2 separate regions of the Mus musculus genome follow, and region 2 is linked to region 1. Evidence: chromatin loops called from intact Hi-C (ENCODE). Cell type or tissue: heart. All regions are shown on one strand. Each heading gives the region's core, and the rest is flanking DNA. Links, peaks and the distances in the headings are about the cores only.

Evidence for each region. Peaks named below come from ENCODE experiments on the same cell type or tissue, not always from the same donor. Only the 100,000 strongest peaks of a DNase experiment are listed, where the experiment ranks them.
Region 2: it touches region 1 in a loop (3-fold over the local background); 5 of 42 quality-filtered maps call a loop at or near these places.

Annotation. Positions count from the first base shown.
Region 1 is chr6:89,672,629-89,687,746 of GRCm38, forward strand. It overlaps Txnrd3 (thioredoxin reductase 3), which reads left to right. Exons shown (of 16, transcript NM_001178058.1): 14 at 340-435; 15 at 1,433-1,567; 16 at 2,101-2,901. The coding sequence ends at 2,169. Among named protein-coding and RNA genes, the nearest start is that of Vmn1r40, 34 kb to the right of the region's middle. In heart, for the core only: CTCF peaks have their summits at 6,940 (motif pointing right) and 7,747 (motif pointing right); a DNase peak (open chromatin) is centred at 7,743.
Region 2 is chr6:90,506,370-90,521,487 of GRCm38, forward strand. No RefSeq gene overlaps it. Among named protein-coding and RNA genes, the nearest start is that of Aldh1l1, 37 kb to the right of the region's middle. In heart, for the core only: a CTCF peak has its summit at 8,863 (motif pointing left); DNase peaks (open chromatin) are centred at 8,202 and 8,822; H3K27ac peaks cover 326 bases.

The DNA of each region.
Region 1 (15,118 bases), core at 4,339-9,338:
GCTGATCTGCTAGGTTTGGGGTGAATGTGACACTAGGCAGGGGTCTCAGTAGTCACCTTCTCAGCCCACGCAGGCGCCAGCAACACTCTAAATGCTTGAAAATGGAGTTTAGCCGACAGGAGGCTGTTTGTATTTCTGACTAATGGCTGCACAAAGCAAAAGCGACAAGTTGGCATTTTGGGAGCCTGGCTCTAATGCAGCCATCAGTGTGTTCCAGCTGGGACCCTGGGCTTCCAATGCTACACAAGCTGTTGCTGCCTGTCATCTTAGGAGGCTAAGAGCGTATCAAGGAGTAGGTTTTGTACGATGCTAATCTCAAGCTTTTCCCTTCTGGTCTAGGTGTATCACACCTTGTTTTGGCCTCTCGAGTGGACAGTTGCTGGCAGAGACAACAACACCTGTTATGCAAAGATAATCTGCAACAAATTCGACAACGTATGTAGATGCTGTGCTCTCCAGTCTGCTCCATTTTCTCTGAGGCTTGGGCCCAGAGCCTATTTGTGCAAAGTCCACCCTCTGCCCTGCGTTGCGCCTCCAGCCTGACCCCCTAAGATTTTAAAATACAGCTTGGATTCTTGCCAGTTGGGTTTAATGGCATTTTAAAAGATGGCAGTCAGGGCAGGAGCGAGCTCTCAGCTGTTTGCAGAGGCTGGCACAGGAGCAGGTTCTCAGCTCAGCTGCACCTGTTAGGACGCAGGAGGAGCTGCTGCCCAGAGCCCATGGTTTCACACGGATGGTCTACAACTGTGGCTCCTGACACTTTGGCTACCATCCAGCACTGTGTGCAGTGCTCTGTGTACAGTGCACGTCTGTGTGTGTTTCTTCAGTGGTATGGCGCATATGGAGTGCTGAGGGGAGGCCCTCAGAGAGAAGTTCCAGGGCACTAGGCAGGGATGTCTCATGCACCTGGCTCTGTCCCCTCTGTCCCTGCCTCTGTGTTCACGGTGGATCAGAATGGAGGCCAGGATCCAGCCACAGCCTGTGGCCCCCATGACCCTGACACCCACTGCGTGTTGCCTTGCTGACGGCCTCCACCAGCCATTCCTGAGCTCTACTGAGTGTCAGGAGCAGGCACCTGCTCACGGAGCCCACAAATCCTCCTCCTAAGATCACAGCCCCTGGGATCACACCAGTGTAGGGCCTTATTTCATATGTGCCATGTTTGTGTGGCCCTGTCTCAGTGGAATTCAGAAGTCACACCCACCCATGAGCTCCATCACCGGTAGGTAGGCAAATTGAGTGTGCTAGTAAATTTGAGTGTGAGTTCTTACCACACATTTACCGAGTCCTTTGACAGATCCTTTGAGAGGCTGTTCACTGCTCAGTTCCTTTCCTGTGGGTGATCTTATATATTTTAGCTGTGAATGACAGGGAGTAGACTTTCATTCTGATCTTTAGCTTATGGGAATTCTGTGTTCTGTCTCTATTAAAGGAACGTGTGGTGGGATTTCACCTTCTGGGGCCAAATGCTGGTGAAATCACGCAGGGATTTGCAGCTGCAATGAAATGTGGGCTCACGAAGCAGCTACTGGATGATACCATTGGAATCCACCCCACCTGTGGTGAGGTAAGGAACAGGAGGGTATGTCTGTGTGTATCCATGTGTCTCTCTCTCTGTGTGTGTGTGTGTGTGTGTGTGTATATGTGTGCGCGTGCACGTGCAGGCCGAGGGCACAGCCTTGCGTGTCATTCCTTAGGTACTGTCTACCTCTTTTGGAGACAGGGTGTCACACTGACCTGAAGCTTGCCGATAGCCTAAGCTTGCTGGCCAGCAAGTCCCAGGATGTACCTATCTCCGTCTCCATGACATGGAGATTTTATAAGCATGTACCTGCACATTCAACATGGCTTTCAGGGCTTGAACTTGGGTCCTCACATTGCCAGCTCTTTACCCAGTTAGAGTCTCCCCAGCCCACAGTGAGGTACAACGGCTTTAACTAGCCTAGCTTCAAAACAATTTTGAAATGCAACATCAGAGATTTTTGATTCTAGTATGTTCTATATTAGCAACCTAACTCAATGTGTTCTCTCAGTGCAGCTGGAGCACGTCCTTGTTAAAGCAGCAGTAACGTTGCCATCTCTTGTTTTCTTTGCAAACAGGTATTCACAACATTGGAAATCACAAAGTCCTCAGGGCTGGACATTACTCAGAAAGGCTGCTGAGGCTAGCCCTGCTGCTGTTGGGTTTCCCTGTCACACTCTCACTCTGTGCCCATGACATCTGCTTGGGCACTGGGGACCAGTGCCGGACTTTCTCCTGGCATAGAGACGAGAAGGCGGCAGAGGACCAGCAGCAGCAGCAGCATCTGGAGTCTCAGCTGACGGCATGCAGCAGCCAGGCTGCTTCCTTGACACCTTGGCTCGGAACCTGCAGAGGTGAGCCAAGGCCGACTTCTGCACGTCAGCCTCGACTTCACCCCACGAGGCCTTAGATGGCACAGTGAGCCCACCTCCCTTTCCCAGTTGCTAGTGCTTTGACCCCTCACTTTGTTTCCATGAAGAGATTATCTTTCAGTTGTGGACTTGACTGTAAAGAGGCTTGTTGCCCAGAGTGTAGCACTTATGGATCTGTGGTGTTTGGGGAGCCAGGTTAGAGCAATTGGCTGCACTGGCCTCCCACTAATATAACCTGCTGTCAGAAGCCTGACTCAAGCCTCACTCCTTGCATAGCTCCTGAGGGGAGAACCGTGGAGCCATTCTCCTCCCAGCCTCTAGTCTAACGGAGCATCACAAAGAAGAGAAAAAAAATGTCCTTGTATTGCTATTGGTTTTCCATGTTTATCTTAAGGGTACTATTAAAAAAGATTTTACTACAATTTGTGTGATCTAATTCGTTAAACATGATTTGTTAAGTCATGATCCATTGAAAACTATTACACTAAAATTAAAAAAAAATGCCTGTATTTTTTTTTTTTTCTGAAGCAGAGTCTTACTTGGTGTTAAAATAAGGCTCTCCTGGAACTCAAAATCCTCCTGCCTCAGCCTCCTAAAGGCTGGGATTGCAGGCATGCACCACCATAGCAGTGGCCCTTCTTCTTTATACATCCGTTATCTTGGGTAGTCTGAGCTGACTGGCACCACATGTGATAGGGAAATCATACTTCACAACTGATGTCTAACCAGTTCTCCAAGCACTGCCTGAACTATCAACCAAATGACAGGCCTGACCAGGTAAGAAGATGTGTAGAGGTCAAAGGAAAGAGGTCTGTTTCTAGTTAGTGTGACTAGACATAGGCTAGATGGAGAGAGAAAAGAGGGGCAGACGTGTGTATGTGGGGGAGGGGGAGGGGGAGGGAGCAGGGTCTGTGTAGAGGGGTCTGACTGTCCTGACTCATGACGCCTGTACCCCAGTGCCAGGGACAGACTGCACTCAGGTGTCATTGTATCTAGAATGGCCCACGTAGGAATTAGCTTCTGGGACTGCTGGCTGTTCTCTCACGTATTGGAAGCACTGCTGCGGGATGCTGTGGGTATCAGGTCACTTGGACCCAAGGCCACCAGGATCCCTTACCTGTGATCACTTCTGTCCAATTCAAAGGTGGTGCATGGCTGCTACCCTTTGGGAATGGTGAGTTCAGAATGCTTACCAAATGTGTTCTCAGGAAGGGATTTAATCCTGGAACACACAGTGGTGCTTTTGCAGTTGCTGGCTAGGTGTTGTACACTTCTGTCTGGTCACTGCAGTGTCAGAGAGGCCATGCAGCCAGTTGTGTGAAGAGTAAGCATATTGGATGCACCCCCTCGAGGCAAACACTGACTAGTGCATAGCTGGTCGTCTTTTTTATTGACTTTATGTATGTGAGTATTTTGTTCATGTATGTCTGTGCACCATATGCATGTCTGGTACCTGTAGAGGCCAGAAGAGGGCACTGGATCTCTTGTGGCTGGAGTTAAACAGTTGTGAGCCACAATGGGGTACTGGGAACAGAACTCTGGTCCTCTGGAAGAGCAGCCAATGTTCTTAACCACTGAACCATCTCCTTATCTCCCAAACTGTATTCTTAGAGCATACAGAGCTTCTGGGACTCACGCTTTCCTGTTTAACATCTAGGGAATTAAGCAATTGCCCATTTATAGAGTAAGTGAGAAAAACAACCAACCAGTTCATCTTGGTGTGAGCTCATTCAGATTTCCATCTGGCTTTCCCGGGTGGGGACCTAGTCCTTGGCTTTCATCGGTCTGTGGAGGTCTATGTTTATCTTCATTTCTGAAGGACATTTGCTGAATAGGGGAATCCAGCTTGACTTGTGTTTCCTATCAGCACTGTAAAGGTTAAGTTCCGGGTCGTCTTGTCCTTTATCATTGTGAATGCATCATGCCACTTTGTTGAGTTCCTTCTATGTGCCTTTTCGCATCACTACATAGCTATACTTAAGACATCAGCTGGAGCTCCCCCTTGCTCAGAAAGGAAGGGCCTTGTCCCAGGGCTTCCAGTGGCTACCTGAATCCACAGATGGGACCAGACCTCATCCTGTGCACACACAGAGGGCCTTTCTCATCCCAAGCAGGCTTCTGTCTTATCACATCTGCTCTGTGGTTGGTATGAGAGCACTGCGCCTTCTTCACAGCTCTGTGGGTAGAGGATTCATTCTTTCAGGTCACCACAGCCAACCTGGCACTCAGCACTTTTCTTTCCTTATTAGTAATGATCTCTCTGGAGGAAGCTGCTCTGGGCAAGTGACTCTCCAGGGCCACTGCAGTAGTAAGCCAGGTGCAACTAAGAACAAGCAGCCAATCTGATTAGTGGGAAGGAGGAATCTACTGTGGATACTCAGCATGAAGGAAGGTTCCATATCCCTGGATGGGGGAGGGGGAGAGGGACCATGGGGTGGGGTGGGAGTCTGCTCAGATGAACTGTATATCTCTGGTCTTCTATTTAATGTTTTCAGACTGCAGTTGGTGGGCAACTGAAACCTGGGCAAGCAGGGCGTCACACGGGGACTTATGGTGGATGTTTCTTCATTCTTAGCCTTTCTGGGCTTTACTGAGCTTCTAGGATCCATGACTTGATGTCTTAATGGGAAAATTCTCAGTCATATCTTCCTCAAATATGTTATATATTTTCTGCTTGTAGACTAACAGTGTGGATGCACTGGAATTAATTTTGTGTACCTCAGATTCCTCTTGTTCCCACCTTGACTTGGCCCCAGGGACCCCCCCCCCAATTGTATCCTGTCCCATCCCATCTGCTGCTAAAGGCCTTGCACAGATTTCCCTGGTGTTGCATTGTATGTGTAGATTGGGTTTTCGCTGGTAGAACTGCCATGGCTCTTATATTTTATCTTTCTCTTCAGATTCCCCATATATTTTCATATAGCATCCACCTTTCAGGCCATATGGCATGTTTAAAGTCCTCTGTTTCTCAGAGCTTGGTCGTTCCTGTCTGGCTTTTACTGAATGTTATTCAGTAAACCATGTGGTTGCTGGGAATTGAACTCGGAACCTATAGAAGAGTAGTCAGTGCTCTTAATCATTGAACCATCTCTCCATCCCCTGTGTCCCTTTCTAAGGAGTAATCAGAGGCCACCCTGGTGACCATTTCAGGACCCAAGCTATCTCATCTAGTAAAGGAACATGGGATTTGTATTTTTTTAATAATAGAAGAAAAATTAGGTCATACTAATCTCTATTTAAATTTTAATTGTGTTCATTATACATTCTAATTGCATTTGTTTATTTGTTTTTGTTCACTTATCGTGGAAATGACTTATATCTTCCCACTATGTGGATTCTGGAGATTGAGCTCTGTTCCAGCCACATCCTCTGCTCTCCTTCTGTTTAGTGCCCACCAGGGTCTCCTTGGTATTGGAACTGTTTGTGATAAACGATGAAAGTCAGGAAGGCATCTATATTAAAGGACGAGGGGCAAGGGGTGGCTCTGGCCTGTGTTCTGCCAGCAACAAAGCAGGGCCTCCTACTGTTCCAGTTGACATCTGAAAATAACGAGGGCCCTGATGGCTAAGGAGTCAGTTATGTCTGGGCCTTACTCAGTTGCTGAGGCCATGGGCTGAATCTGCCTCCGTCTCCCTGTTCTCAAGGCCTTGTGTGGGTTGGTTCTCCCTCTGCCAGAGAAGCTCTGCCAGGAGCAGGGTGCATGAGTTACGAATTAGTGCCCGTGTCTAGCTTGCCCTGTCATTGTCCACTTCCACCCCCATAGGCTTGGAGGAAACTGGCTCTCACCACAGGCCCCTGGAGAAAGAGAGCCAGGGTGGAACCAGGATCTGTAAGGGCCTCACTGGGCCCTTACCCACAGAGATATGTCATCCTATGTGGTGTGAAAGCCATGCATTCAGGACTGTCACATGAGGTGAACATTGGCTAACACATCATTTCAATGTACTTAATTTGAAGGGTGTCAGGCCAACCTAGATGTTTTTAAAGATGGACAGCTGTCATAGTGAATCAGTTTCTCCCAGCTTCCAGCCACACAGTCTGGCTGGATTTGACGCTTATCAATGCGTGTGAGTTTCCTCTTTAACACACCCACAGGCTCCAGATTAGACTTTTAACGTCCCAAGATGTCCCAGGCAACCCCCCTTCCCCTAATGAAGCCTTGGGCTTGGTGGGATGGAAGTGATAATTACCCAAGGTTATCTAGGCAGAACCCAACTCAGCCAGAAGAAGACTATAAAGCTAAAAACTGGGCAGAATGAAGGGAGTTACGTTCTGCATGCTCATGTAGGGTGCAGCCCCATTGGATGTCACTGGTTAGACGCTCCTTACCTCTGTTCCAGGAGAGAAGCAAGAGCAAGCCTGCCTAAGCAGACCACCACCCCAGCACAGATGAGCCCGGGAAAGTTCAGGTTCTGTGACTTCTAGGCTGCCTCATCCTCTCATGGTCACCATTTCAAAGGGTCCAGCATCCCTAAATGAGGTCTAGACTTCGCAGGAGCCTGAAGACCTGAGCCTGCTGGCTCCTCCTGCGGATTCCCCTTTGTACCACACGGTGGCACCAGAGAGCAGCGTATATTCTGTAGGGCCAAGGAAGAAACCCAAGGGCCTGCAAAGGACATGGGGAATGCAGCTTCTAGAAGAGACACCATCAATCTCGATGACATTTTACAACCCCTAGTCTCTGCCCATTTCCTCCTCAGGGAGGCCTATCGTCACTCTGCCTCGCCTCCTGTGCTTTCCCTGACATTGTCTGTGGTGAAGTGTGTCTCTCCTTCATCCATTCCTTTACCCAGGTCAGGGCTCCTAGCAGCTCTGGGTACTTTTCAGAAAAAACAAACAAACAAACAAACAAACAAACAAACACACACACACACACACACAAACCAACCCAAAACCTTCCCCTGTAATCTGTGTTTTCCTAAAATCACATACACAACCAAATACGAGCGGGAAACTACAACAACCTATTTAGGGGACCTGGCAAAAGAAGAGCATTGGACACGAATTTCTAGATCAATGATAGCACCACAAGGCAGCTGTGGATCCCACAGCCTTACTTTTCAGCTGCACAGGCAGCCTTCAACTCACAATGGAAGCGTGACAGCATCTTAGCCTTCACAGCGACTTAAGAAGGTTACAACCACAGAATTCCAGTGAACAGGAAAAGAGAGGCGAATCACTTTGCCAAGACCACAGAAATAATCAATAGCGGAGTCCGAATTTGAGGCCCTAGAGCCTGGTTCACTGAGCCCATGGGAGTTTGGGGGGTGTGGTCAGCTGCTGCAGACTCCTCACCTTTTATTCACAAGGGTTATTGCTGCGCCAGGACTGAGGTGGCCGTCCCTCCTTGCTCCAGCAGGTGGCGACAAAGCACCGACTCAAATGTGCTCCTGACCTGGTAGTAAACTTGGTTTGGCTGAAAACATAACCTGCACTTGGTCATGGGAGATGTCTTTCTTGGACTCAAATAAAAGTTGCAAATGGGAGAGTGACTGGGCTAGCAACGAATCTGCCAACATTATGTCTGCAGCCAGTCCCAAGAATAGCTGATCTCATGTGGTTTGGGATCTTAGGGTGGACCAGATTCAATTTCCTCCTGAGAACTCTAGGCCTGGAAGTTACTAGCAGCAGAGCACACTCAACAAGTTCACACACGCACTTATAGAAAGAACTTGACGATAGCAGTGATTTTTAACAGCTCAAAGTCCTGTACCATGGGTGGAAAGGGCTTGTGTGCAGACACACACACACACACACACACACACACGACTTTCATTAGCACCGGTTTTATAATATTCCTAGACTTTAGTATTTTGTTTTTATTTTCACTTTTATCATGGAATTTAAACTTTCCTCTTTATTCTTTCCCGACTCTGGGTCACTTTGCCTGGGTCCACTCTTAACCCTGGGTCACTTTGCCTGGGTCCACTCTTAACCCTGGGTCACTTTGCCTGGGTCCACCCGTCTCTTCTTTTTCCTCTATGTGCAGTGCAGGGCAGCACTGCACTCCACTCTCACTAGGCTCCCCTGTCCTGCAGCAGATTCTCAGCTTTTCCTTACCTTTAAATATCCTGACAGCAGTGGCTAGTGCTGGGGTGATGTGTGTGTGTGTGTGTGTGTGTGTGCATTTGTGTATCTAGACTGTTGCCGTCATTTTCAACCCCAATAAGCCCATATAGAAAACACACAATTCAGTTATATTTATAAGCTATAAGCCTACATTAGGCAGATCTAACACGACACTAACTTATTCTCCAGCTATGAGACCCTTTGCACCTACTTGTATTTTTTTTTGGGGGGGGGGTTGGTTTTTTCGAGACAGTGTTTCTCTGTATAGCCCTGGCTGACCTGCAACTCACTCTGTAGATCAGGCTGGCCTCGAACTCAGAAATCCGCCTGCCTCTGCCTCCCAAGTGCTGGGATTAAAGGCGTGCGCCACCACACCCGGCTATGAGACCCTTTGCTACTTGCAGTTCTCCTGGCCAGGTGGCTCTGCTCCATCTTGGCTTCCCCCTCTTTGTCCTCTCTCCTTCCTTGTCCTCCTCCTCCTTCTACCTGCCCCAAGACCCCCTGTCCCAGCTTTCCTTCCACTGCCCAATCATAGCCTCTAGCCTTTATTTGACCAGTTAAAATGGGGAAAAGGTTCACCTAAGATCACTTGAGTACATGATCAGCTGCTTGTCAGGGAGCAGCCTCTCTTGAGGAAGCAGAATTAACATCAGAATACAAACAGCATCAGGGCTACTCACAACGTATTCCCCCCTTTTGTCCAATAAAAATGCTGTTTTCTCTCAGATATAAATTGAACATAACCCTAACAATTTTGTAAATTATAAAATATGACATACACTTAACATCCAGCCCTTCATATTTGTCAATTTAGATAAAGTACTCTATCATCTCTCCTAACTTAAGATGTTTATAGTTCTGTGCCTCAATTATGTTGATTTTAACTTGTATTCCCATCTGAAATCTATCCTTACAAATCTAGATTATCTTCCTTAGTGCTAAACCACTTAAGTTTGATATAAGACTATAACTAGTCTTCCATCCCATCAGAGATCTGAGAAGAAATTAAATATTACCTGAAGATGTAGGAGGCGCAAAGGTACAACTTCCAAAACTACACAGTTTGTGGTGACAGGTGACTTCCTGGACAGTCCCCTAATTTCTTACAACGTTGGAGCATCTATCTTCAGCCATCTGGCACAGAAACATCTGACAGACCTTTAATGAAACAGGAATTATGAAGAACTAGCTTACCCTGTCTTGGCAGAACTAGGCAGTTGACTATGCCACATCTGTTTGTCCTGTTTTGGACAGTATTTTTGTCTGCAGATGAATTAGGGCAATTCTTGCCCAGGGCTACCTTGCCAAGATGGAAACAACTCAGCCTGGAGGCAATGATGCTCAATATCTTCCTTGAAGTGGGATGGGGACACTCTCAGGATCACACCTGTCTCATAGTCAAATGATCTTCAGTGATGAAATAATATTAAGTTCTATATTCTGTGGATCTCTGAAACTTCTGAAGACTATCTAAATGTAATTGTCAAACATTCATTATGCTTAGCTATTCACTATTTGAATACTATTTGAAAACACTTGTTGTAGTTAATTAGAATCTAATATGACCATAAGTTTCACTATCTAACTATTAACTTACATTACTTAGTCATTGTCTTAGTCAGGGTTTCTATTCCTGCACAAACATCATGACCAAGAAGCAAGTTGGGTTTTATTCAGCTTACACTTCCATACTGCTGTCCATCACCGAGGAAGTCAGGACTGGAACTCAAGCAGGTCAGAAAGCAGGAGCTGATGCAGAGGCCATGGGGGGATGTTTTTTACTGGCTTGCCTCCCCTGGCTTGCTCAGCCTGCTCTCTTATAGAACCAAGACTACCAGCCCAGAGATGGCACCACCCACAAGGGGACCTCCCCTCTTGATCACTAATTGAGAACATGCCTTACAGCTGGATCTCGTGGAGGCATTTCCTCAACTGAAGCTCCTTTCTCTGTGATAACTCCAGCCTGTGTCAAGTTGACACAAAATTAGCCAGTACAGTCATCCTAAACAGTTTGTAATAGCAGCTATTAAAGAGACTGAGTCTAAGCCTTTGCATTCTTTTTATTTTTTTTTAAAGATTTCTTTATTTATTGTATGTAAGTACACTGTAGCTGTCTTCAGACACTCCAGAAGAGGGTGTCACATCTCATTACAGATGGTTGTGAGAAACCATGTGGTTGCTGGGATTTGAACTCAGGACCTATGGAAGAGCAGTCAGTGCTCTTAACTGATGAGCCACTTCTGCAGCTCCCAGCCTTTGTATTCTTATATGAGTTGCATAGGCATAATGCCTATCTACGAGCAATAATATTAATTTAAAATTTTGTATTAATATACAAAATTTTATACCAATGAAAACCTTAAACCAGTATTAATACATACAAATTCTTTACCAATGTAAGAAATTAAAACTTCCAATTTGCATCAAGTATAAAAGTTTCTACCAATGTAAGATTATGGCTATACAATGCTTTGTTTAGGAGTAAATTTAATATCCTATCTCTATTTCTCTAATTTCTATAATATTATTATATCCCCCACTTTCCTTTACAACTCCCTCTCCTTTATCTAAGAAGGAAGCACAGAGAAGAGGAAAGGTAGAAATCCCTGAATCTAAGTTCTCTTGTTTCCTCTTCCTGTCCAAAGTTACAACATTTGCACAATATCCCTCAAAATGACAACATATCTATAATTTATAAAATAGCCAGAACCATCCACTCCAACCTAAGGGATTATAAAAAAGCTCTTCTCCCAGATACAAATTGAACAAAACCATAACTATTAAGCAAACTACACAGTATGAGGTACAAATGACATCTAGTCCATCAATTTGTCAATTTAGATAAAGTAGTCTACCATATTTCCTAAATGAAAGAATTGACTCTATCATTGGATTATGTTTAGAATTTTAGCCTGTAATATCACTAGAAACCTATGTTATCTACTATATAAACTTTCTCTATCTTATGCAACTTGAGTTTGATTATGAGACTAAAACTAGTCTTTATCCCTATCAGAAATCCGAGAGTGACTAAATATTAACTGAAAATATAGGAAGCACAAGGCATAGCTTATGAAACTTGACCAATTTATAAAGATGGTTGATTACCTGGACAGTCCTCCATTTTTCAGAATCCAAGAGCTTCTGTCTTAGGCCTTCTGGTCAAGGATCATCTATCTGACATACTTATTATGCAAAAAGTTGAAGGGCCACTGATCCTGTCTCAGCAAAGCTAATAGTCAACTATACGGCAAAAATTGTCCTTCTCTGGACAGTATTGTCTGTAGATGACCTGTGTCAGCTAGGTGGCAGCCTTGCCACAATAATCAAGCCCAACTGGAGGTAATGATGCTCAATATCTTTTTTGAATTGTGATGGGGGGAGGTACTGTCAGGAGCAGACATGTCTCATAGTCAAATGATTTTTTAATAATGAAATGGCTTTAACTGTTTTATGATTGGTTATTATTAAAATTGGCTCATAAAAAGACACCTGTCTTTCACATGCTCAAACAAGGAGCAGAATTTCATCCTTAACTAGTGTGCACCCTACACAGAATAACACAATCCATACAGATATTTTAATGGTACTTGTCTTAGGGTTTTACTGCTGTGAACAGGCACCATGACCAAAGCATCTCTTATAAGGACAACATTTAATTGGGGATGGTTTATAGGTTCAGAGAATATCTTTTATCATCATCAAGACAGGAACATGACAGCATCCAGGCAGGCATGGTGGAGGAGGAGCTCAGAGTTCTACAGCTTCATCTGAAGGCTGCTAGCAGAATGCTGACTCCCAGGCAGCCAGGACAAGGATATTAAATCCCACACGAACAAAGCCACACCTACTCCAAAAAAGCCACGCCTCCCAACAGTGCCATACCCTGGGCTGAGCATATACAAACCATCACAGTACTTAAATTCTCTTTTGAGATTTGTATATTACAGAGTGTACAGCTTTGGTCAGATTCGTCCTCAGACATGCTGAATTGACGTGTTTGGACTCCTGGTGTCATGGATTCCATGATACCAGGAGTCAAAATCATCTTGCCTCATTCAACCTTTCAGACAGATCCAGTCAGAACTTCAGTCAAGCCCTGAGCTTTCTAGGCATCAGAGACTGAATAACAGTTGCTAGCTTGACTTTCTTAAGGCCTAACCAAATCTAATTTTCCTACCCTTCCCCTCCCCTTTAAAGATATTTCAGCTTCCAAACGCTGACACCATTGCATACACTAGCAAGATTTTGCTGAAAGGACCCAGATATAGCTGTCTCTTGTGAGACTATGCCGGGGCCTAGCAAACACAGAAGTGGGTGATCACAGTCAGCTATTGGATGGGTCACACGGCCCCCAATGGAGGAGCTAGAGAAAGTACCCAAGGAGCTAAAGGGAACTGCAACCCTATAGGTAGAACAACATTATGAACTAACCAGTACCCCGGAGCTCTTGACTCTAGCTGCATATGTATCAAAAGATGGCCTAGTCGGCCATCACTGCAAAGAGAGGCCCATTGGACTTGCAAACTTTATATGCCCCAGTACAGGGGAACCCCAGGGCCAAAAAGGGGGAGTGGGTGGGTAGGGGATTGGGGGGGTGGGTATGGGGAGCTTTTGGGATAGCATTGAAAATGTAAACGAGGAAAATACCTAATAATAAAAAAAAAAGAGAAAAGTGAAAAAAAAAAAGATATTTCAGTTTACCAAACTCTGTAAAATGAAACACATCCATTTGCCAAACTTCATTTCTTTGGGTACCTTTAGGATTACTTCCTGTAGGTAATGGAATTTGGTTATATAATGAGCAAGTATGACATTGCGTCACAATTTACTTGGCTTGTTGTCAAATGGCAAAAAATTATTTCTTTAAATCCTTGCTGTTAACATGGTGTTTTTTATGTTTAGCAATTGAATATTAATTAATTAATTAATTAATTTTCAGAATGATATTCTTTTTTATTAGATATTTTCTTTATTTACATTTCAAATGCTATCCCGAAAGTTCCCTATGCCCACCCTTCCTGCCCTGCTCCCCTACTTACCCACTCCCACTTCTTGGCCCTGGCATTCTCCTGTACTGGGGCATATAAAGTTTGCAATACCAAGGGGCATCTCTTTCCAGTGATGGCCAACTAGGCCATCTTCTGCTACATATGCAGCTAGAGACACGAGCTCTGGGGGTACTGGTTAGTTCATATTGTTGTTCCACCTATAGGGTTGCAGATCCCCTCAGCTCCTTGGGTACTTTCTTTAGCTTCTCCATTGGATGCCCTGTGTTCCGTCTTATAAATGACTGTGAGCACCCACTTCTGTATTTGCCAGGCATTGGCATAACCTCATACTAGACAGCTATATCAAAGTCCCTTCAGCAAAATCTTGCTGGCATATGCAATAGTGTCTGGGTTTGTGGCTGATTATGGGATGGATCCCTGGGTGGGATAGTCTTAGATAGTCCATCCTTTTGTCTTAGCTCCAAACTTTGTCTCTGTCATTCTTTCATGGGTATTTTGTTCCCTATTCTAAGGAGGAATGAAGTATCCAGGCATTGGTCTTCCCTCTTCTTGATTTTCTTGTGTTTTACAAATTGTATCTTGGGTATTTTAAGTTTCTGGGCTAATATCCACATATCAATGAGTGTATATTGATCTAATGACTTCTTCTGTGATTGGGTTACCTCACTAAGCACTAAGGATGATATTCTTCAGATACATCCATTTGTCCAAGAATTTCGTGAATTTATCATTTTTAATAGCTGAGTAGTGCTCCATTGTATAAATGTACCACATTTTCTGTAACCATTCTTCTGTTGAGGGACATCTGGGTTCTTTTCAGCTTCTGGCTATTATAAATAAGGCTGCTATGAACATAGTGGAGCATGTGTCCTTATTACCAGTTGGAACATATTCTGGATATAACCTTTCTTTATCATGTTCATGTAGAAGAATTGTCAAAAAACAATCTTTTAGATCAATTACTATGATAGTCCATTCCTTAGGCAACAAGGAAGCCAATGGGATTCCAGGCTGCAAGGAACTCATTGGCTGAATAATCTCATTAATTGCTCTGAGATCTGTCAACATCCTTCATTTGCCATACTTTCATTTTAAATGACAAATACCACAGAATTCCAAGGGCTGGTGGACTCCTCTATATACTGAGTCTTAGCTGTTCCTGGACTAGCTGTTCTAATGCCTGTAGTTTTTCTTTTGTCACGGACCATTAATCAATCCAATTTGGTTGGTCAGCTAACCACTTTAGTAGTAAGGCTGTTGGTGTTTTAAGTGGCTCCTTGATGTAAATCTGAATTGTCAGCCCCTACTGCATCATGTTTATGGACAGCCTGGTTAGTCTGTAACTGTATTTGATAACATTCCTTAACTAATTTGATTTTTTTTAAAAATTAGGAGCCTGACCAGTTTTGTGGCCAGCCTCTGAAACTGAAGGGATATTGATTTGTGTTTTCCACTGTTGTAACATATCTCTTCCCCATAAGTTTATAGGCATATTAGCCACGGATGGCCTTAATTTTCCTATCTGACCCTCAGGCTCTGTACATTTAAGCCATCTGGTGCTTTGCTTTCTTTGTTGTATGTCTACTTTTTGAAATGGCCAATCTGCAAGCCATGATTTTGGAGAGATAATGGTGACATTTGCT
Region 2 (15,118 bases), core at 6,210-11,209, 840 kb after region 1:
TTCCTTTAATGTGTCTTTCTACCCCAGGCCCTGTCTCTCTTGTTTACCAAATAATCTAATCCTGTGTTTTTTCAGTATGGTTATATGTGTTTCCTTGCCTAGCTTCCTCCCAGGAATTTCTCATCCCTTGCTGAATCGTGAATGGGATCTTTTTTACCCCCAGTGTATTTTGTTACAACTATTTTGGGGTATTTGGCGAGCCACAGGGTTTGTGTGTTTACTTTGTAGCTGGCCACCTTACTGAATTCTCTCTTCAGCTGGAAGGGCTCCTTGCCCTGGTGGTTTTCCTTGAATGTCTTATTTCAGTGTCCTTCTCAGGCAGTAGCTTTTTGCAGGGATGTTGCAGGAAAGGAGAGGTGACCGACCCTCCCCATTCCAGCCTTCCTGCCACAGCCTGCCGGAGGAAAGGGATACTTCATCCACCATGAGCGAGCGTTCAGGGATCCATCTCCAAGCAAAATATTTTTTCGTGAAGGAGCTTGCTTTACGTCAGTTGGTATTTTGGTCAAGAGTTACAGAATGTACTTCATATCGAGTTAAAAAACACACAGCCTTTAAAACCAAGCCTTTCCCGTGAGCCCAGACTCGAGACTGTTGCTTTTCTCACACCTTGGACACGTAGGAAAATGTGTGCTTAGGGAGATGGCCGGATGCCCGCCTGGGGAAAGTGCCAAGCTGGGTGAATGCTACAGGCAGGGGCTCGGTTTGTTGTTTGCTGGACTTTGAATAGCTGCTAAGAGTCCCTCCAGAGCCTCCAGGCACTGTGGGCCTGTAGAGCCCAAGTCAGGGCAGCTGCCAGCCTTCCCACAGGGGACAGCCCTCCACCGTGCAGGGAGCTGTGTGGATCTGCTCACTGCATGCTTTGGCAGCCTGCTGTGGTTTTGGAATCTCATTTATGATCACGTAGCCCGGTGAGAAAGGTGTGGTTTTGAGAGCTGCAGTGTCATGTGCTTAAAGTCGTTTCTCCAGGTTTCAGGGACAGGACTTGGGTTTGGATCCAGAATAGACTCATAGATCTCGGGGTCCCTTTACTTTCTTAATTAAGCATCGCTGAGGAACTGCGTGAGATGACTTTTCTTTTTGCTGTCCTCATTGTTTGTTTTGTTTTGGGACAGGGTCTCACTTTGTAACTCTGGGTGGCCTGGAGCTCACTATGTAAACCTGGTTGACTTCTCATCCATAAGCCTGCCTCTGTCTCCTGAGTGCAGTGGCTTAAGGGGTGAGTGAAATGTTTTTAAATATGAGTTACACTTGTCAGTACCCAGTGTATTTGCAATAGCAATGGTCTGTGGCATGCATTTAGAATAGGGATGGTGGGAATGCTAATATGCATAGCTTCAAGGTCACCAACATCCTGTCCCTAAGTTAGCACATAGCACAGTTGTTTTGAACAGCTTTGTGGGCACTGTCTTTAGGAAAACACTCATTATCTGTAGGCAATTTGATCTTATCAGTTTTGTCAAAGTTTCTGATTTCCAGCCAAAAGGAAATGCGAACTGGACCCAAGGTGAAGAGCCTCCTTCCCTCCTGTGTCCCTTAATCTTCTGTCTTCTCTTCTGCTTTTATACAGGCATGGAAAAAGAACGGCCACCTGGACTTTATCTCCCAGAGCCTGCACTTGTCTGTCTGTAATAGAAGTGGTGACAGTCCTGCTCCACTTATTTCTGTACCCTGGAGGTGGCACTGGCTATCCCTACCTATCCTGGTCACCCTGGGACTCAGCCACTGCTATGGGACTACCTGAGAGATAGAGAGCCTAGGTTTACCTTCTAGAGTCCCTAAGTCTCAGGCTGTGCACCCAGCCCTTAGGAGAAGGTAACGCCAGCCAGTAGCAGGTGCCCCCGGGGCAGGCTTAAGAGGTGGCCAGTGCCAGGTTGCTCAGTACACAGTTCACGTGCTCCTTGCATTTCAGCCACTGGGGCCTGTGCCAGGGCAAGCAGAACACACAGCCTGGAGTCGCAAGAAGCCCTTCTTTCTTATTCCCTCTTATTAACTAACTTGGGCTTTGCCCCCTCCCTTTCAGGGAATGTTATGAATGGAATGTACAAATTCCAGCCAGAGAGCTCCAGGCCAGGAATGCAGGCCCTGGCGACCTCCCCACCCAGGGTTGCCCTTCAGCCCTTCAGCCTGGGATTGGAGAACAAGTCTCTGCCCTTCTGGTCTGTAACAGATACTTGGGGCAGACACCTGGGAGAGAAGTGAGCCAGGCCAGGAGCCCCCATAGCACCATGGTATGCTATATGGGCCTGGGCCACAGACCATTTACAGTAGGGCACATACAGGGTCTAAGAACACAGCAGGTGATATAATAGACACTCTCAGGCCCACCAACACCATATCCTGCACAAACATTTGCATATGCCAGGGTGTATACTCAGGGTCTTGCACCTACTAACTAGAAGCATGTCATAGACCCTCTGACAGTACGGTGGGGTTCACACCTGCTACAGGCTGTATATCCACATCACAGGGGGGTGTATGTCCAAGGCACAGTGGGCACCCACAGGCATGTACAACAGGAACTCCCCTATAGACAAACCCCACTGCTTGTATCTTCTTAGTGGATAGGTGGGTCCACAGAGGGTCTGATGTCCTGAAATGACAACCCTGCCCCCAGGATGACGGATACTGACTTCTCTCTTTGGCACAGCATTGGGTGTCCAGCCTATCTTCTCAGACCTGAGCCTTTTACTGAGGGTATGTGCAGAGAAAGCTGCGCAGAGAGTGTTGATGGCATGGCCACAGGCTTCCTCCTCAGGTCCTTGGTTTGTGTGTTTGTTTCATAGACTAGAAGTCGTTGCCTAGAGTCGTGGAATGACAACTGAGCCAGCCCCTGGGTCTGACTAGCTGGACTGACCTCCTCCACCCTGGCTCCAGGATGGCTGCTGGCCAGCCCTGGTGTTCACGCCAATTCAGCACCTCTACAGCATACTCCCTGTGGACACTGTGTTCTCCTGCAGGGTATGGAGTAAACACAGGCCTCCTGGCTCCACGGGAGTCAGGGCGTCCTGCCAGGCCTTTCATTCATTCACTCACTCATCCATCCATCTATCCATCCATCCATCCATTCCTCTAGGAATTCTTTACTGAGTGTCTCTGACAGATCAGACATAGCAGGTACTGCATTTAGTTAAGACTTGGTGTGTCTCGGCATCCAGCTTGCAGCTTTATTGTGGTATTACAGCAACTTTAAAACTTCCTATTTTATACACAAATCCTGATTTCCATCTTTTTACTTCCTGCCTGTTCTAGAGTTTGAACCTCGGGGTTTTCTGTGCATTAAATTTGTCTTCTCCCTCTGAGCTGCATCTCCAGCCCCCTCTCTTTTCCTTTAGAAGTGGGCTGGTACCTGCGTTCACACCTTCTAACTCTTCAGAGGTTTATATGGCTGAGCCTCTTTCTCACAAGCTCTCCCATTGGCTCTGCCCCACACCCTTCCCAGCCTCATCAGGATGATACAGTCTTTCCTGTGGGACATTAGAAGTCCTTGCCGGAGGAAAGCCATTGATTCCCTCCGGGAGCCTACCCTACCTGCACCAACTACTCTTGGACACAGAACTTCATGTGTGCTTGAAATAGAATGAAAGGGAAGCAGATTGAGTGGAAAGAAACCTCCTGGGTTCCTCTTAAATGAGATGGATTGCCCAGTAGGCTTCAAAGTTACAATGGAAGAAGGCTCACAGCCTCACATTCCCACAGAGCACAGAATCCCCACCCTCCACAGGACTTAGACACCATCCTGAGTCACCTGTGCCTCCCATTAACAGGACTATCATCTTTGTCTCTTCTAGTGGACATCCAGTTGCTGGCTTAGGTGCAGCTCCCTGTTGGACCCTGGCACACTTCCTTCAGCCCTCTATCCTTGGGTCTCCTGGCTTAAGCTAGGACAATTGTCTCCTATCATCTGTCTCTGCATTTGTGTCTGTCTTTTCATAAGCAAAGTCAAAGGTCATAGCATGTTAGGCTGAGTTCAGAGTGTTAAGTGGAAGGGCTAAAATGTGTTCTAAGAGAGGTGGGCACAGTTAAGCCGAGGCTGCTCTCAGAAACTCCCAGCAATCGTGAGAGAGGACCCAGCACATCTTCCACAAGACACTGTGGTCCAGGCCTTGTGGAATTTCTGAGTGTCAACCAAAATCTCACCCTGCCCAGTCATCTTCTCTCTGCTCCAAAGTTCACATCTAACTAGTCCCTGAGGAACACAGTCATGGATACAGTTGGGCCTCTGTGTTCATAGATTCTATATCCATGCAGTCAATGAACCAGAGATTGAAAATATTTAGGGGAAATTGCAACTGATTTGAAATTCTCATCATTCTGTACCTAATCTAGCACAGCAAGTGTCTATAGAGCATGCACATTACCTAGAGATGACAGAAAGTGCACAGGAAGACATAGGAACCCTGAGCAAATGTCATGCCATTGCACATGTCCAGTATCCATCATCTGCACACATAGAAGCATGTCAGTTTAAAGTACTATTACCTCTACTTCCCCTCCTACATAGACATGGGGGGAGGTCATGCATGCCTTGATGCAGTTGCAGGAGTCAGGGCTCCGGTTGATTTTTCTATTCCCACTACATCAGTCCATGGGGTTGAACTCAAGTCATAAAGCTTGGTGGCAAGCACCTTTACTAGAAGAGCCATCTAGCAAGCCCTATTCTCCCTACATCTGAGATGAAGGGTGCTATCCTGGAAGGTAGGAGTGGCTATCTGGGACATGTTCCCCCACCTCCAAGCATGAATGAAGTCCTAGTTGACTGGCATTGGCTCTCCTTAGGAGGCAGTTTCGACCCTAGGAAGAGCTCTAGATTCTTTCTATCACCACCACCTCCTTTTCCCAGGAATCAGGGGCAAAAGGCACACTTGAAGGTGACCGTTCCCTGCAAAAGAACCCCAGTGCCTCTAGCTCCGTTTGTCCAAGCCTGTCCATGACTGAAGATTCTGGATCTACCCTTTGCAACCTCATACCCTAGGGAATGACAGGGCCTCCTAAAAGTAGTAGCTTCCCTGTGAGGTGAGTCAGGTCCCTACAGCTCCAGCTTCTAAGGTGACCCTACTGCTACAGACTCCTCTCTACTGTCCAAAGTCACAGGGTAGATCCTATGAGCCTAGAGCCTAAATATACACAATGGAGTACTACTCAGCTATTACAAATGGTGACTTCATGAAATTCTTAGGCAAATGGATGGAACTAGAAAATATCATCCTGAGTGAGGTAACCCCATCACAAAAGAACAAACATGGTATACATTCACTGATAAGTGGATGTTAGCCCAAAAGCTCAGAATATACCCAAAATATAATTCACAGACCACATGAAGCTCAAGAAGAAGGAAGACCTAAGTGTGAATGTTTCAGTCCTTCTTAGAAGGAGGAACAAAATACTCATGGGAGGAAATACAGAGACAAAGTGTGGAGCAGAGACTGAAGGAAAGGCCATCCAGAGACTCCCCACTTGGGGATTCATCCCATACACAGTCACCAAACCCAGACGCTATTGTGGATGCCAAGAAGTACATGCTGACATGAGCCTGATATGGCTGTCTCCTGAGAGGTTCTGCCAGAGCCTAACACATACAGAGATGGATGCTTGCAGCCAACCATTGGACTGAGCATGGGATCCCCAATGGAGGAGTTAGGGGAAGGACTGAAGGAGCTAAAAGGGTTTGCAACCCCATAGGAAGAACAACAGTGTCAACCAATCAGACCCCCCCAGAACTCCCAGGTACTAAACCACCAACCAAAGAGTACACATGGCTCCAGCTGCATATGTAGCAGAGTAGGGCCTTGTTGCGCACCAGGCCCTTGGTCCTGTGAAGGCCCAATGCCCCAGTGTAGGGGAATGCCAGGGCAGGGAGATGCAAGTGGGTGGGTGGATGGAGGCACACCCTCATTGAAGCAGGGGGAGGGGGATTGGGATAGGGGGTTTGAGGGGTGGGACTGGGAAAATGGAAAACATTTGAAATGTAAATGAAAATATTGCAGCAGGAGGTGGGCTAGAGAATGGTAAAGTTCTGGGAGGAAGTTGGGGAAAGTCTAGCACCAGTGGTAGTATGGCTGCCAGGAGCATGGATCTTTTCAGGAATCTCAGACTAAGAAGTGCAGTTTCTTCCTGAACCCATCCGTTAAGTTTGTTATTTATAGGAGCTTTATGCCACTGGGGTTGAGTTTTGCCTGGGGATTGGTAAAACTGTGACTTCTTCCAGTTCAGGCCCATGTGGTGCAAGACTGAACCCAGACCTAGTGTGCTCAGATGACCTGTGCACCATCACCCTGGCCACAGTTTCCATGAAACCCTGCCACCCCGGTGCTCTATACTCTGCAGACCTTCCCCACTCTCTCTTGAGCCTTAGCTTCCTCCTCTGCAAAGTTGAGAGTATATTAGTCGCTCGTGTCCACACTGGGGTTTAGAATGTCCCCACGGGCTCCTTTATAAACTCTCAGTCCTCACATGTCCTGCTAACTGAGGGAGAGGGTTGTGGAGGCTTCCATTGTAACGTGAGTATAGGCTTCATCACACAGGACTGCTGTGCTGTGACATCTTAGCATAGGCCCAAAACAGCACAGCTGCTCAACCATGCATTGACAACTCCAAAACCAGGATCGAGGATAAGCCTCTCCCTCCTCACAGCCCAAACAAGCTCCCCTCACCCTCCCTACAGCCTAAACCTCTGCCCACTTTAGCCCACCCCTACCAACCAAAACAACCCTCCCTCCCCATCCCATTACTTCTTGTTGGGTCATAGCAATGAAAAGGGTAACAGAAAAGACATTTGGCAGACTATTAAATCAGATTATCAGCAATACAGTGTCTTAGAGCAATATAAACTTAATTCTTACATAGTTCTGGGCTTGGCAGTGTGCAGCAGCATCTGAAATCAAATTGTCTGAAAGGTTTACTATCTATTGCCTGTCCTCCCCCAGCTTCTCGGCCCCTCCCTCCATCTTCACAGCCAGCTGTGGCCAGTTAAGCCTTACCCCAGACCATTCCTACAGACTGGCTAAGTCTGTGTCATAGAGAGGACGCTAGTGACATAACAAGGGCTCACCCAGATAAACCAGGACAATCCTCTTACCTCCAGTCCCCTGACTAGCTCTAACTGAACTCGTAGTCTTGGGATTCCTGTCATGTGGCAAATTTATTCACTGGGTTGGGTTAGGACATTATCTTCTATCTTCCATAGGAGTCAGAAGTGGTTTTCATGCAAAAGAGCAAAGCCACAGTTCAGAGAGGGTAGGCTGACAAGGTGACCCACGTGGAGAGAAGGTGTAGCCTGCAGGGGCCAGAGGTCATCTGACATTGGTGGAGCTCACCCAGGTGCTGGGGAAGCCATCTGAGACACAGGTCCAGGAAAGGGGTGACAAGCCCAGATCTATCTGAGACCTTGCTTAAAGTGGGAGATGGAAAGAGGTTAATGGGGACAATAAATCTCATTAAAATTTTGTGTTCACTTTTTTGACTTCAAAATTCATCCGTGAATTGTACAGCTACCCAAGGGCTAAGGCTTTTTTGTTTTGTTTTGAGGTTTATTTTTAGATTCTTTATGTGTATGAATGTGTTGCCTGCAAGTATGGATATACACCACAGGTGTGCAGAGCTCAAACATGCCAGAAGAGGGCCTTAGATCCCTTAAAACTGGAGTTATAGACTGTTGTAAGCCACCGTGTATATGCTGAAAATCAAACTCAGGTCTTCTGGAAGAGCAGCCAGGCTCTCAACTGCTGAGACATTTCTCCAGCCCCCAAAGGTTGAGATCTTAAATTTGATCATTTTCATTTTCTTTGTCCTCTGTTTCACTTCTAATGCAGCCCTGAGTGGACCTCGGTGTCAGCTGCCAAGGTTCCCCAGTACCCCGAAGCTACTCTGCCCAGCCAGGAGTCCTGGATTTGAGGTTGCTCAACTTGGGTCTCTGGAAGGGCAGAGAAAAGGCCTGGGAACCCCCTACTCTGAAAAGCTTTCCAAAGACTGGTGGTCTAGCTTGAATAGACAGAGGGAGAGAATGGAGGAGGAGGAGGCCAAAACCTGATCCTCCTGTTAGGATCAATCAGATAACTTAGGCTTTGCTCCTGACAGGGGGTCTCTGCAGGTCAGCACCCTTCATATCCCTCACAGCCCTGCCAGAGGGCAGGTCCTTGAGAGGCATCAGGCTGGCTCCATGATATGCTGAGTGTGCACTGGCCAGGCCTCTCTGATGATGCAAGCCAGTCTCCATTGTGCAACAGAGATGAAGGGTCCCAGGGAGGGCCCACAGAGGCTTTGCCTCACTGGCACATTGAGCTGTGTCAAAATCAAACACCCCAAAGGAGAGAGTTTGAGGTTCAGAGGGAAGGTGTATTTTTACCAGGCAGTACAGGTCCTAGGGACCAGGGGCCAGGAGTGGGAAGGGAGGGGCAGATTAAGGGGGGGAAAAAGACAGACAGAAAGAAGAAGAAAAGGAGGGGAATGGCATAGAGAGGAGAGGAGGGAGAGGAGAGGAGAGGAGCAGCAGGAGAGTCAGGAGGTCCCTGGTTGAGTGCTCTCACCTAGAGACAGACAGCCTGGAGCAACAATGGAAACTCTCAGCCCCAGATCTCACCCTGAGGCTGACTCTGCTGGGTAAAAATAGGTGTGGCTCATAGGACAAGGTCTTGCAGTCCCCAGCGGAGCCAAGTAAATAGTGACCTGATCCAGCCATGGAGAAAAACCAAACCTTGTTGACTTTGCAGGCCTGCAGCTCTGGGTGCGGCCACTTGGGTCTCTTCTGTGGGGCTTTTGAGCAGCCTAGCCTGGGCTCTGCTCAGATCTCAGGCTGGAACCCTGGGGCACTGCCATCTGCCCTACAGGGTTTCAATAGATTCAGGGCCTCTGTGGCACCATGCTGCCCCCTGCTGGTCAGTTCTGTGGGATCCCGGGAGGTCTCTGATACATGGTGACTAGGAGGCCACTTTGGAGAGCCCTGGGATGAGACCCTCCCTCTCTAAGCAGATGGCGTAGAGAAGCACCAGTTACATTTCACATGTACAACTGAGGGTCTGTAAGGTTATGGTGGAACTAGGAAGTCCTCGTCCCAAGTGGGGACATGGATGTCATAGTACTGTGTGTTACTCCCATGTTTGTGTGACCATGTCTCCTGCACTGCCCGCCCTGTGAATGCAGAAACTCAGTCATGTGAACTGCAGAAGATTTGGTGGTCATGATCAGCGGCTACCTACTAGTCACGTCTCTTCATGTTTGTCTGCTTCGTTTTTCTTTCTTTTCTTTTTCTTTTCTTTTTTTTTTTTGTTTTTATTTTAATGTGTCTGGCTTTTGTCTGCATGTATGTCTATGTACCACGCGTGTGCAGTGTCAGTAGAGGTCAAAAGAGGGCACTGGATCCCCTGGGACCCATGGAATCACACCTGAGTCCTCGACAAGAGCCACCGAGCTTTCCCTTTTAAGTTGACTGTAGAGGTGTCAGCTGCAGTCCGCACAGCTCCCTGTGGCTCCCATTGGCTGTGTTTTGATAGTACTAAAGGCCACGTCCAAGGAGCAGCATGTTGCATACAGATCAGGCAGGGAAGGTGAGTTCATGCTACTCTCTGCAGAACAGAATCATCCTCTATCTGTCCCGGTCATGTGGGGACATCTGAGTAAGGCAGGGAAGGAGCCAGCCAGTGGCCAGTGACAAAAGCCCCTTCCTCTGTTCCCTAGCTTCTGTCTGTCTTTCCATGAGAAGTGTGTGACTGGTGCAGACCTAGCAGAGGCTGGCACTGTCCTGAACTATGTGTTGGCAGTGTCCCTACTGGGCCTTCATTCAGAGAGTGGACCTCTTGGGCAAGGAGGGATTGTGTTCTCCCAGCTGTGGGTTGGTCTTGGAAATTGAGATTAAGAAAAAAGCAAAGATGTCCAGGTGGTGGCTTTTCTCCTCCCACTGTGTGGGGGTTGAGGCACAGGATAGCTCCTGGCCTTTGGGTACATTCTGGTGTGTGTGTGTGTGTGTGTACATGTTTATGCATTTCACTAGTTATAGAAGAAATATTACAGGGCTGGAGAGATGGCTCAGCAGTTAAGAGCACTGACTGCTCTTCCAAAGGTCCTGAGTTCAAATCCCAGCATCTACATGGTAGCTCACAACCATCTGTAATGGGATCTGACACCTTCTTCTAGTGTAGCTACAGTGATCTGAAGACAGCTACAGTGTATTTAGATATAATAATAAATCTTTAGGCTGGAGCAAGGAGGGCTAGCCAAGCAAGCAACCTTCATTCCCAGCAACCACATGATGGCTCACAACCATCAGTATAGTTACAATGTGCTCATATACTTTTTTTTTTTTTTTTTTTTTTTTTTGGTTTTTTGAGACAGGGTTTCTCTGTGTAGCTTTGGCTGTCCTGGAACTCACTCTATAGACCAGGCTGGCCTCAAACTCAGAAATCTTCCTGCCTCTGCCTCCTGAGTGCTGGGATTAAAGGCATGCAACACCACGCCCAGCTGTACTCATAAACTTAAATAAATAAAATCTTTTAAAAAAAAGATTAAAAGAAAATGTACTTCTAGAAGAAGGAGGAGGAAGAAGAAGAAGAGGAGGAGGAGGAAGAGGAGAAGGAAAAGGAGAAGGAGGAGAAGGAGAAGGAGAAGGAGAAGGAGAAGGAGAAGGAGAAGGAGAAGGAGAAGAAGAAGAAGAAGAAGAAGAAGAAGAAGAAGAAGAAGAAGAAGAAGAAGAAGAAGAAGAAGAAGAAGAAGCAGAAGCAGCAGCAGCAGCAGCAGCAGCAGCAGAAGCAGAAGCAGAAGCAATATTACTGCATGAGGCTGCCCTCACTTGTACCAGCAGTCAACAAAGTTGTTTTGTTTTAATGAGACAGGGTCTCTGGATGTAGCCCTGTCTGGCCAGGAACTCACTATGTAGACCTGGCTGGCCTTGGGTTCACAAAGATCCACCTGCAGAGATCCACCTGCCTCTGCCTCTGCCTCTGCCTCTGCCTCTGCCTCTGCCTCTGCCTCTGCCTCTGCCTCTGCCTCTGCCTCTGCCTCTGCCTCTGCCTCTGCCTCTGCCTCTGCCTCTGCCTCTGCCTCTGCCTCTGCCTCTGCCTCTGCCTCTGCCTCTGCCTCTGCCTCTGCCTCTGCCTCTGCCTCTGCCTCTGCCTCTGCCTCTGCCTCTGCCTCTGCCTCTGCCTCTGCCTCAAGGATTTGGATTGATGGATCAAGATCAAGATCTGGTTCCAGAACTGATGTGCTAGAGAGTACCAGAAGAAGGCTCAAAAACTACCCGGGAAGCCTGGATGTGGGACTCAAGATAGGCCTACAGACCCCAAAGGCTGGGAACTTCCTGTTTCCTCTGCCAGTGCAGTTTCTTTGTGCCAGAAACATGTGGAAGTCTGCTGTCCTCAACTCAGTCCACCGAGTACCTCCCCAGACCAGGAATCCATCTTCTCCAACACTGATCCAGCCTGTACGGAGCTCTACCCAAAAATACAAGATCTAGGCAGCAGAGGGAAAAAGCTATAGTAAAACTGTGGAAGCAAGGCCAGAGTACTGTGCTAGATCTGCAGCCCCAAAGGCAGCGCCTTTCCCCTGGCCTCTGACTGTGGGCATTCCTTGTCCCAGAGACACTGTCTTGATTGTTCTCCTCCGCTTAGCCCTCCAAATATTTCCCCAGGCTCAGAGTCCACGTTTCCTATGTGGGGAGAGACCACCATGTGTCAGCCACCTTACTAGCAAGACATCGGCCACTAGGGAGAAGTTTCTTGCCCCACAGGTCCCCACAGACCTCCCCCTGAACCAAAAGAAAAACCAGAGGCCGCGCCTCCCCACTGCCTTAGAGTCAACCCCTATCTCATTCCCTCCCTTTCTTCAGCCCGCTCCTCCCGCCCCCCCCCCATGCCTCCTATCCCAGAAAGTCAAGATGTCCTCGTTGCCCACACTTGCCACTTTGCATCTCACCATGTTTGTTTCATGTCCTGCGCATGCTAAGCTAGCACCCAGAAGCCACACATGGCTTCCCCAGCCCTGACCTGCCTTCTGAAGCCCCTTCTTTTGGAGGTGCACTGTGCCTTTCTAAAGGCTTTTGTTTTGAGGTAGGGTCTTTTTAAGGTAGATTAAACGTAAATGCCTTTTTTATGAGACGTTTGAAAGGGCAATCTGACCATTATATTTTATAGCAGCAGAAGCAGAAGCAGAAGCAATATTACTGCATGAGGCTGCCCTCACTTGTACCAGCAGTCAACAAAGTTGTTTTGTTTTAATGAGACAGGGTCTCTGGATGTAGCCCTGTCTGGCCAGGAACTCACTATGTAGACCTGGCTGGCCTTGGGTTCACAAAGATCCACCTGCAGAGATCCACCTGCCTCTGCCTCTGCCTCTGCCTCTGCCTCTGCCTCTGCCTCTGCCTCTGCCTCTGCCTCTGCCTCTGCCTCTGCCTCTGCCTCTGCCTCTGCCTCTGCCTCTGCCTCTGCCTCTGCCTCTGCCTCTGCAAAATCAGGAACACCCACCAGCCTTAAAGCACTCTTGTCTCTGAACAGCAGTGTTTCTGAGGACCTGTCTGACATCAAGGTAAACACAGAGATGCTACGGGTGGGCTTTCCTTAGAGTGGAAAACAGAAAGTGAGCAGGGCTTTTTTTTTTTTTCCAGAGAGAGGGGAAGCGGCTTGAGGTGCAGATGGGGACCAAGAAGTCACACCCACAGAGCCTGCTCCAATCCACAATGTGACTTTGCTGTCTGCCTGTCACAGGCTGGAATTTATTTCTCTGTTGTTTGAAGTCAGGCCAGCCTGTGATACGGAAAGTGCCAGCAGGGCCTTGTGCAAGTCCCAAGGCTTGAGCCTCAAGGGGACTTGTGGCTTTGGTCTTCACCTGCCCTTGTAACCACCATACAGATACCAGGCCAGCTTCCATGGATGGATTTTGGCCATTTTTGACTCTTGCCTGGAATGAAGAATGCTGCCTGCCATCTACTAGGAGCTGACTTCTCTCCCCACTGCTCCCCACCCCCCTCACCCCTCCCCACCCACCCTTTCCTCCTAAAGTTGTTTTATCAGATCTTTTATCACAACAGGAAATTGCCAACACTCCTCTTTGGTTAGATTTCCCCTGAGTTTTCTTAATTGATTAATGACATTTTCATTTCTGGTATTTAGAAATACAATATCATTTTACATGTCTGTGGTGTGTAATTATACAAAATAAATCCACATTATGTCCAGCTATGTACCAGCAGGGCTCCGAGGTTCCTGCAGCTAGCTGGCTGCCACTAGCACTTCCCAGATCACCTACCCCCGGTGGCTAGCCTGCAGAAATTCGGCTACCACTCACTCAGATCCCCTTAGTCCCATAAAACGAAAACTCTAGAGGCTTGTAATTTACCAGCCAAATTTGTAACAGTAAATCCTCAACCCCCAAAAGGCCCACACAAAGAATACGAAACTCAATTGCTATAAATACAAGCTGCACACCTAGATGGGGCAAATGTGCCCTACATTACTCGATTGCCCGCTGTGGCTATTTCAGGCCATGTGGTTCTGATTCATCTTTTTCCTCCATCTTCTCTCCATCTCCATCTCTCCCTGTCCCCATCTCTCTCCTCTCTCTAAAACTTTCAGCTCTGCCCCCTCCTTCCACTGTTCAAACACAGGCTTTAATCTTATCTGACCAATGAAGATTTCAATTGACCTCACCTGAATACAGACGACCTTGGGGGGGTGGGGTGGGGCAGAAAAAACAGACAACAATCCACAACACATGTCAATCTTGTGTATCCTGAAGCATTGGTGAGTTCATTAGCTTTTGTGAATTTGGGGGATTTCCAGGCAAAGTCTTGTCACCTGTGAACGCAGTATTTTGCCATCTCTTCCTCTTTTCCGTCTTCCAAGACAGAGTCTCACTCTGTAGACCAGGCTGACCTCGAACTCACAGAAATCCTCTTGCCTCTGCCTCCTGTGCTGGAATTAAAGACGCACGCTCTATTCCCCAGAAGTTGTTGCCTCTTTCTTCTACCTTAGTTTGTTTTCAGTTTCTTCTGTTTTACTTCTATCTTTGCTATATCCTGACACTTTTTATTTCTTCTTCTTGTTTACTTTCTCTGGTTAGAATTTCTAATATAATGTTCTATAACCCCTTCCAGCTTATTCCTGTCCTTAGACAGGCCATTCCAGCCCCTCTCCTTTGTGTGTGATGTCAGTGTGAGGCTCTCCCAATGCCCCTATGGTATAGAGGACATGGTTGTCTATGTGTACATAGGTCCTGGGTGACTCGTGTTAGTATGAGGAGACCTGGGCTTGTTCAGATATTTTATCAATGTCAGCTAAGATGGTCACCAAGTTTCCTACCCTTTATTCAGAGAGTGTCTTCATTATTGATTACTTCTCTTCTGTTGAATCCTTGCTTTCCTGGGGTAATGGAACAAACAGTGAAACCGACCAATCTTTTCACTAGTGGGTTCTGGTTTTGTTATTCTGCTTAGGAAAGCCTTTACAAAATGGCCCTGTGAGCTCAGACTTTGTTATGTGTGTGCCTATGTATGTGTCTGTGCATGTGTGCGTGTAGGTACCACGGAGTTCAGAAGGGGCGTTAAATCCCTTGAGCTAGAATAATAGGCATTTATTAGCAACTTGACCTGGGTGCTGGGATCAGAACTCTGGTCCTTTGACAAAGCAGGAAGTGCTCTCAGACCCCAACTCAAGCCTTCTTAACAGCTGTGTGGTGTTGCTTCATGGACACTCTACACTTTTAAGGAAATATGCATTGATGAGTGTTGATAGTAGGCAGTCTTGTTACCTACACAGATCTCCTTTGCCAATGTGTACCAAAGGAGTATTGTATTCTTCTCTGTGGAAGAAAGCGTTCTGCCTGTCACCACCTTAACTGAGTGACTGCACTTAGTGTGATCAAGTGGAGTGGCATATTGCATACTTCTGCTAGGACATGAAAAGATCAGAGTCCTGTGAAGTGTCTCTGCCAGAAATCCTTCACCTGAACTCAATCCTTAATAGCCAATTTTCAGTCTATAAGAGCACGCGCGCGCGCGCGTGTGTGTGTGTGTGTGTGTGTGTGTGTGTGTGTGTGTGTGTGTGTGGTGTGTGTGTTTCCATTTGGAAAAACAGATGAGAATGTGAGACATTTTATAAGAAAACTAATCTCTGCTCAAGTCAACTCCTCCTTTTCT